2 separate regions of the Mus musculus genome follow, and region 2 is linked to region 1. A link is a contact called in ENCODE Hi-C or POLR2A ChIA-PET data. All regions are on one chromosome and are shown on one strand. The core of a region is the stretch at or near the end of the contact, and the rest is flanking DNA. Distances in the headings are between cores, read along the strand shown. Region 1 holds the start of Cnot9 (CCR4-NOT transcription complex, subunit 9). Region 2 holds the start of Plcd4 (phospholipase C, delta 4).

What was found. A loop is a pair of places that touch in the nucleus more often than their neighbours do. ChIA-PET counts read pairs that join two places held with the same protein, here RNA polymerase II (POLR2A).
Region 2: a loop to region 1 is called in a map of gastrocnemius, with 2.3 times the contacts of the local background. The contact joins the promoter of Plcd4 here to the promoter of Cnot9 in region 1. A Hi-C loop is called at or near these places in 3 of 37 maps with a recorded cell type or tissue (gastrocnemius and regulatory T cell). POLR2A ChIA-PET finds 5 or more read pairs at or near these places in 3 of 5 experiments (Patski and embryonic stem cell).

Annotation. Positions count from the first base shown.
Region 1 is chr1:74,504,551-74,511,092 of GRCm38, forward strand. It overlaps Cnot9 (CCR4-NOT transcription complex, subunit 9), which reads left to right and starts at 1,510. Exons shown (of 8, transcript NM_021383.5): 1 at 1,510-1,911. The coding sequence starts at 1,888. Usp37 (ubiquitin specific peptidase 37) reads right to left here and starts at 1,271. Exons shown (of 24, transcript NM_001310662.1): 1 at 1,110-1,271.
Region 2 is chr1:74,542,350-74,548,598 of GRCm38, forward strand. It overlaps Plcd4 (phospholipase C, delta 4), which reads left to right and starts at 2,011. Exons shown (of 18, transcript NM_148937.2): 1 at 2,011-2,301; 2 at 5,564-5,619; 3 at 5,756-5,914. The coding sequence starts at 5,598. It also overlaps a transcript of Usp37 not described here.

The DNA of each region.
Region 1 (6,542 bases), core at 260-2,759:
AAATGGACATGCATGCCGCTTGTGGTGTAGTGGACACTGGAAAGGAGAGAATTTGGGTACAAGAGACAGATTGACTCCAGTTTTTAAAGGTATCATATTTGAAATTCCTAAGGGGAGAAAAAATCAAGCTGAGATGTTAAGCAGACAGTTGGCTATTTGAATATGGAGCTGAAAATAAGAAAATCTCAAGTTATCAACATATAGCAGAATTTAAAGCTTAGAGAGAAATGGAAGTACAACAGGGGAGAACCCCAGTCCAAAACCAAATCATTTACCCTGACAAAATTTCTTACCAACTGATTACATCTGTCCTTGGGTCTTCAGTCCCTCCTTTTCCTTTTGCCAGTATGCAACACTATTCTTTTGAATATTCACCCAAATATTAACATGACAAATGACAAACATCATACAAACACACTAGAGCCTATCTGTCTGGCCCAGAAGCCTCCTCTAATACTTAACACAATAAACCAAAATGCCCCCTTAACATTCCCTCTTAGATTAGTTCTTTCAACTATAGACTCATCAGGTACTGTTAACTCGCCAAAGGAATATCTGAAAAACACTACAGTACAACTCTCCAACGACACGGAACTTTATTACCTTTTTATTTTTCTCCAGATTTTGATTTAAAATTGGTTCAATAGACACCGTCAGTGTCCTGGCTAGATATGGGTAGCAACCAAAGGCACGACAAAAATTACACTCCCTTTCAGCGAGTAATGTCTAAGAGGAGTAGGAAAGTAAAGAATGGTCAAGCGGGCGTGTGAATATCGCAGTCAAGGTTTTAATGGATATGTGGCAACAAAGTCACCTGTAAAGACAGCAGGCCTTGCAGGGAGGTACGCTGAGACCACCTGAACCTTGGTGAAGAGAGGCCAGATTTAGAATGCAGAAAGCAAGTGACAACACGGACGCGTTAAAGGAGAAGTAAAGGGGGCAACACTCGAACGGGGCACCTGTAAGGCATTGGGTATCCAAGGACCCGGGGCGGGCTAAGCAGCAGCCGGGAGAACTCTGAAGTGGACGCCGAGTGGGCGGACCGCAGGGGTGGGGTGGGGGTGCCGGGGAAAACGGCTCAATTCAGAAGCTGTCCCGGCTCGTCTTACCTGCGCTAGAGGGTCCCAGCTCCGGACAAGCTTGCCGGAAGCACAAAGTTCCCGCGGAGGGGGTGGAGCCGAAAGGCTCGGAAGGAAGGGGCTCTACTAGCCCCAGAGAGCGAGGCCGGTCTCTCTCCTAGCACACCTAAACCCGCTGATGGCGGGAACTATGACTACACGCAAACACGTACGGACGCACGCACTCTCGACGCAACCAGTCCAGGCGCGTGCGCGTAAGCGCGCAAGTCCCGCCCCTCAAGCATTCGCTCTGCCCCTCACCATGCCCAGCCCCTAACCCGGGCGGCCCCGCCCCCGCCGTGACGACACTGTAATACACATGCGCACCGTCCACTTTACCAACTTTGGCCCTCCTACCATTTTCCTCACGCGCAACCGCTTGAGCATGCGCAATTCGTGTCCTTCCAAGCCTGCTGGCCTTTTCCCGCCCTTGTCTGGCCTTCGGGAGAAAGTCAGAGTTCACGTCTCTCAAAGGATTTACCTGCGATGCTGTGGGGATACGAGGGCCAGTAGTTTGCAGACGTCATTTTGATCCCGAATCTGAAGGTTCAAAGAACATACTTTGAGATTATTTGCTAGGCCGAGGTCCGGGAGGCGGGAAAGGGCTGGGTGGGCGGAGGGTCAGAGGTGAGAGGTCAAAGGCCCGCGAAGGGGGCGGAGCGAGGCGGAGGCGGATGGCGGCACTTCATCTTGGGCATCAGAGCCGCTGAAGCTGGGACGCGGGTCCGGTGCGTCCGGCGGGAGGAGGAGTGCGGCGGCCGCTCCAAACATGCACAGCCTGGCAACGGCAGCGGTGAGTGGTTGCTCCCGCTCGGATGTCCGTCTCAGCCTGTTTTCTAGCTCCCAGATCCGGGCCCTGAGTCCAGCTGCTCCTGCCCCTAGTCGCAAGGTCTGGGGGTCTCCACACGCCGACCGTGGCGGAGCCGGACCCCCGCTGTTCCCTCTCATCCCCTCCCGCCCCCTCTCCTGGCCTGGCGCGCGGCCTCTCGCGTTGTTTGCCAGCGCCAAGGCCTGGTCCCGCGCCCCGCGCTGCCCCAGCAGGCCATTCATTGATTCCTTTGCGCCTGGCGTCAGTTTATCTGGACGCGGGTTGTGAATGCTGGGCGTCGGCGGGGATGAGGATACTGCCACGGCCATTCGCTCTGGTCCCGTGATCCTAGACTTCCTCGCCTAGGCACATCTCAGTGGTTCGGAAATGGGCTTCTAGCTCAAGCCACTTGCTTTTTGCATGAGGAAAGACTTCCTCACGCCTCGCGTTTTATCTTTTAACAAGAAAAGCAAATCATGTATTATACCTCCCTAGAGTCGTACTATGGCTTTCGGTTAAATTTAGAGAAAGTAGACTCCTTCCCTGGCCTACAAGCCCTGTATGATGTGGTCCTTAGTCACGTTTATGGGCTTGGTTTTTGTCACTTGCTCCCTAAGCTCCGACCAAGAAGTATATGAACTTTTCTGTTACATATTCTCTACCTGGAATGTCTTTCTTAGGACTCTGCCTCCATACATACACACAAGTTTACCTCAGAGTGACTTTTTCCGACCATATTCATAGTAGCTTGTAACCCCAACATTTTCTCATATAGAGCACCGATCCCACGGTTTAATTACTAGACTTTTATATTTTATTTTACTTTTACTTGTGGGTTGTCTGTACTCTGTAAGTCAGGGGCAAGTATTTGGTGAGGCCTGTTCACTTGTTTTCCCCACCACTGGGACAGTTCCTACTACAGTAAGGTAAGCACTCAAATAATGCTGACTGAATGGCTACACTCACAACCATACTGGAAGCAGCATAGTTTAAAGACACTTCCAAAGGCCAGTTTCACTTTGTTTCACCAAGGGGAAATGCTATCAGGAAAATAATGTATTTAGATTACATTATGAGACAACGTAACATAATGACTAAATAAAATATGAAAAACTACCTTAACTTCAAGTATAAAAAGAAATATTTAGGACAGCCGTGCTTGGGATTTCTGTGAATTTTGAGGCCAGCCTGGTCTATATGGAAAGTTCAGGCCACCATGATAGCATAGTGATATCCTGACCAAAAAGAAAAGAAAAACATCCTCCAGAGGGTGGTGGCAGCACCTCTGTAATATCAGCTCAGACAGGCAGATCACAAGTTCAAGACCAGCCTGGCAATTTAATAAGACTATCTCAGAAAACATTTTTAAAAAGATGGGTAGAGATATTAATTATAGGAGAATATTTGATCTGGCATGTGTGACACCCTTGGTTCAGTCTCCAGAGACTCCTCCCAAAAGTAAACAATCTGATTGGCATGACAATGCTTTTAATCCCAGCACCCAGGGAAGCAGAGGCAGGCAGATCTCTGCATTCAAGGGCAGCCTGGTCTACAGAGCGTTTTATTTAGGCCAGCCTGAGATACACAGTAAGATGCAGTCTCAAAAGGGAAGAAAAAAAGCAAGCGACTCAGCTAAGTGTAACTGAGACCTAGACAGGAACACATTGCTCAGGAACCAGTGAGGTGGCCTAGTGGGTAAAGTCACTTGTTGCCAAGTGTATTGACCGGAGTTAAGTCCCCAGAACTCACAATACACACAAACTAATAAACATTCATTTAAAAAAAACTAAGAACATACTACTTCATGAAGTTGATTTCTTCTTTTCAGAGCAAGTAATATTTTATATCCTGTCTCTGTTTATACTTGTTAAAATTCTTAAGGGACTATAGTTTCCATAGGTGTGTGTGTGTGTTTATTTAAGCACAAATAAAGTATATATGTAAGCCACATACTCATTTCCTTCATTGTCAGCCTGATTGGTAACTGAAGGCCAGCTGTGTTGTTTTTTTCTGTAGTGATTTTGCAGTTCTTAGAGGAAACACTGAGAAATCTCAGCATAGTAGATTTGTTACAAAGAAACATTTCAAGCTTTCTAATGCTGTAGACCAGAAGTTTCCAGAAGCCACTGGGCAGCATGTACTTCATTTTGTTCCCATGATTATGCTAGTCATGAGAATCTAGTCTTTTAATCTTCTCCATACCTTTTGTCAATCAATACCTCCGGGTTTCCTGTCACCCTTAGTTTTGACATTGGTCTGATTGGTCCTCTTTTTGATGATCTCACTTCACCAAGGTCTGGGATGAGCCATTAAGGGAGGAAGGAAATGGCAGTCGACTGACAGACAATAATGGGAAAGAAGCCCCTAGCTGCTTTTGTTCCTTCTTTCCCAGTTATACATATTATTTGAGACTCATCAAGTTGAAAGGTGGCGGTGGTAAGCGAATTGTTCAAGGTTAGATGGTAGATCTCAGCATCTGAACATACATGCTTCAATACCAGTCTCCTCTCCTCTGCCCAGATTCTCATTTTCCTTTTTTTCCCTCCCTAATGCATTATTTGAGTAGCTGTTATAACTGTGGCACATTAAGCTAACCATAGTGGTACGTGTCTTTGGTGAGCAGGAGGGGGCAGATCTCTTCAAGTTCAGGACAATCAGGGCTACATAGACCCTCTCAAAAAGCAAAACAAAAACCTGTGGTACGCTACTTATAAAAAGTTCTCAATATATAGTTCTTCAAACTACATTTATAGTGCCATACATAAGTTTAAAAACATGCGTTATGCTGCTTGACCCACATGGCAGCTCTAACAGTTTTTTTTGTACCAGACATTCATTAGGATAATTGATAAGGGATAAGACTGAAGGATACAAATTTGACCCAGTTTCTTCACCATCCCCTATGTCTACAATTCATACTGTTATGTTATTTTGATCTGAGCAGAAAAAAATAATACAGTTTGCTAGGAACTGAGATGGAGCGTTACACACAGCAGTTCCCACAGTAACCTAAGTCTTGAGAAGATGCTTGAGTTTTGCTTAATAATGAAAACTAGTGATGTGCTTATCTGTGTGGATGTACGTGTCCGGAGACCGACCAGAGGTCAACCTTGAGAGTTGTTCCTCTGGAGTGGTACTTGAAATGGGGTCTCTGACCTGGATCTTGCAGATTTGACTAAGTTGGCTGGCCAGTACACCTCAGTGATCTGTCTGTCTGCTTCTACAGCATTGGGATTACATGGGCAACCAAAGCCAGCTTTTTAGGTTGGTCCTAGAAATTAAACTCAGATCCCATATTTTCAAGCATATTACTGACTGGACCATCTCCCCAGCCCTAAAGTTACTTTTTTTTTCCTTCCCTGTTTATGTGTGTGTGTTGCTGTGAATTGAGTTTGGGGCCCCATATGTACTAGGCAAGCGATCTACTACTGAGCTATTCCCAGCTCTGTCTTTATATACACACACAGGGGAGGGGGGACCATACCTTTAGCAAGGAAATTGGAAATACTATTAAAGGACAATGAATACAGGGTGTTATTCACTAAAGACACAGTTATAAAAGTTGAATTATAATATAGTATGGTCTTGTCATTATGAAATAATATCCTAATACCATTCATTATCATCAAAACAAAATTTCTTTTTTCTATTTTACACAAACAGAAAACAATAAGGGGTTATTTACAAAATTAATAAAGGGAACGAGGGGAGATAGCTAACCAGGTAAGAGCACTCGCTGCTCAAAGCATAAGAACCTAAGTTCAAGTCCCCAGTGCGCACATAAAAAGCCAGCTATGACTGCATATCTGTGACCCCAGAGCTCCAAGATTATGGACAGAAGAATCGCTAGGGTTTGCTAACTACCAGCCTAGTACCAGGTTCAGTGAGAACCTCGTCTCTGTACACTTCAGCCTCACATATGTATATACCACACCTGCACTCATACTATGTAAATAAGTAGCATGCTAATGTAAGGTGGATTGATGACATTTGAGTTACAAGAGACTATACAGTATTCGCTGGAGTAGAGCCCTGTTTTAATCTTGCTGAGTATTGAGGATGGTAATTAATAGTCTAAAATAAATTTCTCAGATGATTTTGTGACTGGGTATGTATTAATAGTTGAACTAACTATGCAAATCCAACTATTAATAAACTGGTGTAACAATAATAAAGTTTTGTTATGGTTATAAGAAATAATTTCTTCAACTTCAAGGGAAGATGTTTGATTTCAATCACATAGACCAGATAGGGATACTGAAAAGTGGTTTTAGATAAATTGAACTCTGCCAAGTCACTGTGTGACCCTGAGCATGTTAATCCTTTATTAACCTGTTTCTTAAGATAAAGTGAATGAACCATACCTCCTACCAGTAATTCCTAGAAAGCACAGGCCTCATCTTCAGCAGCAGAAAATACCTGTGGTTGTCTAGACCAGATTATGGACTTACTGAACAAGGCCCTGGAGAGCTTTTTGGGGATAATAGAAGTAACCTATATCATAATTGTGATGGTCATTGAGATATGTAAGTTCATCAAAATTCAGTGAAATGTGAATTTAAAATGGGTGTGTTTTTATTGTATGTAAATTAAAGTTGGTGTTTCTTACAACAGAA
Region 2 (6,249 bases), core at 761-3,260, 38 kb after region 1:
ATATACACAGGAGCTGTTTCACACGTGTGCACAGATACTGTCCCTTCAAACTACTGTTTCTTCCTTTCTCCCTGTCTTGCTCAGCTCCTGTATTTTTACAGACTCAGATTGACTGCCCTTTCGAGGCAGGATGCAGAAACACAGGAGCAAGCTGGTGGAAAGCGATACCATGGAGAGCAGCCAGATGAATTGAGGGCAAAAACAGCGGTATTCCACACAGACTCTGAGCAGAATGAAAAGCAGTGATTCACAGCACACTGCAGTAAACAGGCTTGGCTTTCACTCTGAGAACAATTGTGGGATTGGGGTCAGTAAGGGGTCCAGGTGGGGAGGCATCAAGATACAAGGCAGCCAGGCTCCTCCTCCCTAGAGATGCGTCGCTATCAACCTCAATCCATTGCCTTAATCCTTTTCTGCAACCCCACCCCCACAATTCCTCCTGTTGACCAGTGCCCTGGGCCTTTAAGAGTTGGATAGGCTGGACCTAGGAGAGCGCTCACACCTCTCCCCACCCCACTCCTCCTCTCTGGCTGTAACTCTGCCAGTTTACAGCAGCAAACTGCAGTGGAGGGTGGAAGCAGTCAAGTGCAAAGGAGAAAAGGAGTCTTGTTCTCAGCGGAGAGCACTGCGGAGCTCGGGAGGCGACCCTCGCAGACACAAGATTACTATCCTACCTACGGTAAGGGCCCTGAGCTCTAACCAACCTCTGGCCAAGCTGAGTCCTGCCTGAGTCCTAACTCAGCTCTACAGATGCATACCTGTATTAGGTTAAACTAGGCTCCTTTTCCCACCCTGAGGCTACACAGAACTCCCCCCCCCCCTTCCTGGTTCTCTCGAATTTATCCTCTCTGCCTCTTAAAAACCATTTTCTTTCTAGCTGTGTCAATCACCCTTTTATAGAGAAACCTCTTAGCTGTACGGGGCAATGAGTGCTGACCCTAGCCACTGTGTCTCAGAGGTGAATCCACCCCAGGAAGATGGGAGGCAGAATGAGAATAGATTCTCATCAATGAAGATGCATTAAGAGACTGTTGAGGGTTACCAAATGAGGGTGTTCAAAACGCATGAGACAGTTGAACTCGTGGTAATAAAGAGATGATTTTAAGATAACCTTGGAAAGAGTCAGGGTTTGAGTTTATTCTGTGCTCTGGTTTTTGCCTGCTTAACAAGCCGAGGCAAGTTCTTGGTACACTAGCAGGTTGTATGCCATGGGACTTTAAGGCCACAGACAACTGTTTGATCTGGACTTGGATTTAGGGCTCCCCAAGGTTGCCTTTTTGCCAGAACTGCTTATTAGGGTGCCCACTAAATATGTTCTCCTCATCCCTGGAAACTGTAATTTGACAAATTCTAAAACGCTCTCATGGAGATGATTGATCTAGGCTTAAGTCTCTGGACTTGAGAGAGCCTTAAAGTTCTAACATTCTAAGGGCTATGACCTCTGAGCAGAGCCATCCTATCCACTTTATATGAAACAGGTTAGCCATAACCCTTCTCAGAAGTGAGAACATAGACAAAATAGCTCTCTTCCTTCCTACCTCCCAGAAAGAAATTTGAGACATGCTGACTTCCTACTATAATGTCATTGGCACTTGGTGTTGACACTTCCAAACTCCGAGGATCATATAAAGCTATTTGGAAGTACAAGATCCTAAATATATATATGTGTGTGTGTGTGTGTGCTAATCTCCCCCCACCCTGAACCTAGGCCACCCTCCAACTTCCTATATAGCCAATGATGACCCTTGAACGCCCCTGATCCTTCTGTTTGCACCTCCCATGTGTTAAGATTGCCACTGTGCCTGGCTGACCCAATCTCTCTTACTTTTAGAATTTTATCCTTTGTGTCCTTGCTGGTGCCCCCTCTCCCAGATCCTCTGTTTCTTCTCGCCCCACTGCACCTGCATCCGTTGTAACCATCCTTCCTTTCAGACACTAGCGGGAACACCAAGACTTGGAACACTTAGGTTCTAACACATTCTTTGGGCACTTTGTTTAGTCAGTCTCCTAGGATACAGGGAAAAATGAGGCTGAAAGGAGAGGCATGTTACTGAGTGTCCAAATGAAAGTGCCCTCTCTCCTGGACTGTAGATTCGAAATCCTTAAAGGGGCTGAGAGCCAGGGCTATTGGGAATTAGTGGAGATAAAGGAGGGGAATGGCAGGAAAGGGTGATGGAGAAAGAGGAGGAGGAGAAGGTTAAGAAGAGAACACAAAAAGCTTGACTTGAGGGAGCAGAGAGGCTGGTGAGAGAGAAAGGAATGAGCTAGGAAGAAAGAAAAGTCAGACATGGGATGGGAAAGGTAAGACAACGGGAAGAAAAGGAAGTTGTTTGGCGGTATGTAGGGGACCCAGAAGATAATGGAGTGGAGAGAAAGACCATCGGTGTCCCTCACCGATCGCAGGCCTTCCTTCAACATGCTTTCTGGAGAAGGCCCTTTCTAAGGGAAGAGTTGGTGAATTCTGCACCGGTTGTAGAGAGACCTGCAATCTATTGCAGTTGTGTCACTGAAGGACCCTGTCAGGACAGCCAATCTTTCTGGTCTTCAGTCTCCTCCATGAAGCTCAGGTCTTGTACACTGTGGCTTCCCTGAGGTGCTGCTGACACTCTTGCCCATACTACACACAGACGCAAGCTAAAACCACCGCTCTTGAGTGGGGACAGGTTAGACAGGGGGGAAAGAGGCAGTTTGTTTGTTTGCTTGTTGTTTTTCGAGACAGGATATCTCTATGTAACCCTGGCTGTCCTGGAACTCACTCTATAGACCAGGCTGGTCTCAAACTCAGAAATCTGCCTGCCTCTGTCTCCCAAGTGCTGGGATTAAAGGCGTGTGCCACCACTGCCCAACAAGAAAGAAGTAGTTTTTTAAGGCTGGCTAGGGAAACTGTTTTTGGATCCTGGGCTCTGTTCTCAGGTTTCCCATGTTTCAGGACATGTAAGGTTCCTGGACACAGGAACAGAGAAGGTAATTCTGTTTTCTTCCAATCCCAAGACCAACTACAGAGTCCTGTGCCTACAAGGTGGAAACTTCAATCTCAGGTCACCCTCAGCCCACTATGGTCTGAGCAACCAAGGAATTTAAGAGTGACCTGTTACTTTGGCCTCTGGTCTTCATACAGCAATTTTTTGTTTGTTTGGTTTTTTTGTTTGTTTGTTTTTTCGAGACAGGGTTTCTCTGTATAGCCCTGGCTGTCCTGGAACTCACTTTGTAGACCAGGCTGGCCTCGAACTCAGAAATCCGCCTGCCTCTGCCTCCCAAGTGCTGGGACTAAAGGTGTGCGCCACCACACCCGGCTCATACAGCAGTTTTAAGCCATATGAAGATTCCAAATAGTTTTCCACACCTGGAAAAAGAGATGCTTTCTGTCCCTGAAGGAGCTCTTTGGGACCCTTCTTCCATCCAGAGGGCTCTTAGCTAGGAGCACATACTCAATTCTCCTCCTAAAACTGTCCTAGCTGTTTCTCTCCTTTGCCCCTCACTCCTCTACCCCTTTAGGGTGCCCTCTCTAGGTCTTCAAGCCAGGGAAGGTACATTCTCGGTGACTCTCATCCTCTCCTTAGGGGTTACTGCTAGCTGTGATGCTGTAGAAGCTCAGCACTCGGGAGGCAGAGGCAGGCGGATTTCTGAGTTCGAGGCCAGCCTGGTCTATAGAGTGAGTTCCGGGACAGCCAGGGCTATAGAGTGAGTTCCGGGACAGCCAGGGCTATAGAGAAATACTTTGTCTCAAAAAAGAGTTACTCCTAACTAGGTGACTTTATAGGTCTTCTTATTAAAGATGGACGGAAGAGCAGGGCAAAGTGGCACACACTTTTAATCCAGCAATCGAGAGGCAGATGAAGGGGGAATCTCTGTGAGTTTGAGGCCAGCCTGATCTACAAGGTGAACTGCAGGAGAGACAGGGCTACAAGGAGAGACCCTGCCTAGAAAGAAAGAAAGAAAGAGAGAAAGAAAGAAAGAAAGAAAGAAAGAAAGAAAGAAAGAAAGAAAGAAAGAAAGAAAGAAAAGAAAGAGAGAAAGAAAGAAGAGAGAGAGACAGAGAGAGAGACAGACAGACAGACAGACAGAGAGGGCAATTAGGGCTCTAATATGCTATGTGGCTATACAGGTCACATCACATCTTAAATTATTCTCTTGCTTATTCATCTGTTGGATGATACTTTAAAATGTATTGGTTCTATGAATATAGGTATTTTTCCTGAATGCATGTCTATGTACCACTTGGTGCCCACTGAAGCCAGAAGAAGATGTTGAATCTTTTGGGACTGGAGTTACAGATGGTTGTGAGCCACTGTATCAGTGTTGGGAATTGAACCTAGCATCTCTGGAAGAACAGCCAGTGCTCTCAAATACTGAGCCATCTCTCCAGCCTGAAACTGCATGATGCTTTAATGGAATGCTGACTAAAGAATCACTTTACAGATTTGGAGGGTTTTTCTTTTTTCTTTTTTCTTTTTCTGTGAGACAGGTCTCATATAACCCAGGTTGATCTAGAACTCATTAAGTGGCTGAGGCTAGCCCTGAGTGCCTAAATTTGGGATAGCATGCATGTTTCACAGGCAGCTACTTCCCAGAATTTTGAGGTTTTCTTTTTTCATTTTTTAAATTTTATTTTTATTTATATGAGTATACTGTAGCTGTCTTCACATACACCAGAAGAGGGCATCAGATCTCATCACAGATGGTTGTGAGCCACCATGTGGTTTGCTGGGATTTGAACTCAGGACCTCTGGAAGAGCAGTCGGTGCTCTTAACCGCTGAGCCATCTCTCCAGCCCGAGGTTTCCTTTTACATGTTTATCACTGTCAAATAATTAAATGTCAAATGTTAAATGCATAATTAGAGCTCGTTTCTGTTTAAGCTAGGTCTTCACTCGTGCTTTAGGCTTTGAGATTCGTCAGCTTCCGCATAAGCTGAGGAAGAGCTGAATCAGACGCTGGGCAGAGTGGCTCACATCTGTGATTCCAGCCCGAGAGGTGGGAGCAGGAGAATCAGGAGTTCAAGGCCAGCCTTGGCAACATGAGACTGTCTCAAAGAAAGGAAGAAAAAAGATTCTGCCCTAGCTCTTTAGCAGTTGGCATGGTGTACATGAGACTGTAGACAGGACTCTAGGAAGAAAAAAATGGAGAAATCCTGCCTGGAGGAGAGAAAGCTAGGGTGTGGACAGCTTCTAGGTTCCCATAAAGGTTAGCAGCAGTAAGATGGCTCGCCCTAATAACAAGGACATGGGGAATGAGCAAGGCGTGGAGCAATGTTACCCAAGGAGTGTAGGGTAGCAAGAGAGTGTTTGGGACATGCCCTGCTTTAGCCCACCCTGGAGACAGCCATGGAAACTAGTTAACAAAGATAGATCTATGTATCTTATTTTAAATTCCGACCTGTGTATGAATTGAGACAGGTTTCTTAGCCTAGTTAAACCTCAGGGTCAGCAAACTCAGAAATGCAAATAGCAACAGATGAGAAAAGCGCCCAATGCAGGCCACAAAGGAGAGCCTGGGTTTCTTTCTCTTGTTTTCTTCAACTCCAGGATTCACCCAAAGCCCTTTGCTCCTCCTTGTTCCGTTAGGTGACTCTGGCACCAGCTGGTGGAGCAGTGGGTGATGACATCTCAGATTCAAGACCGTGAGTACCCCTGCATGGGAAGAGGTCTTGGAGGAAAGTCCGGGGGATGGGAGGAGATTAGCCCCTGGTTCCAGAGTTCCTCTGGGCCCCCTAGCCTTCCCACTGGGTAAATAAGTCCCTGCTTTTCCTGGCTCAGTACTAGCCACTGATCAGGACCTGCTGCTGATGCAAGAAGGCACAATGATGCGCAAGGTGAGGACCAAAAGCTGGAAGAAGCTAAGATACTTCAGACTTCAGAATGACGGCATGACAGTCTGGCATGGAAGTCAACCAGAAAGCATGCCCAAGCCCACTTGTGAGTGAAATTGATAGCTGTGGGTGGGTATATGGGTGGAGGTCTCTCAGGAAATATATATATATGACTGTGATATGACGTCACCCCATCTGGATATGGATCAAAACCCTTGTTATGCCACTTTCTGATTGAGTTGCTTTGAACAATTACTTAATTGAACTAAAGTTTCTCATCTACAAAATGGGGGTTAACCTGCACCCACCTGTAAGTTATAGAGACTCGCCGAGCTAATATGTGAAACATCTAGCAGGAAACCTCTATGGATTTTATGAACATTAGCCATTACAATATTTCAAAGCACAAAATGCAGCCCAATATTGTGCCAGCCCTGTTGG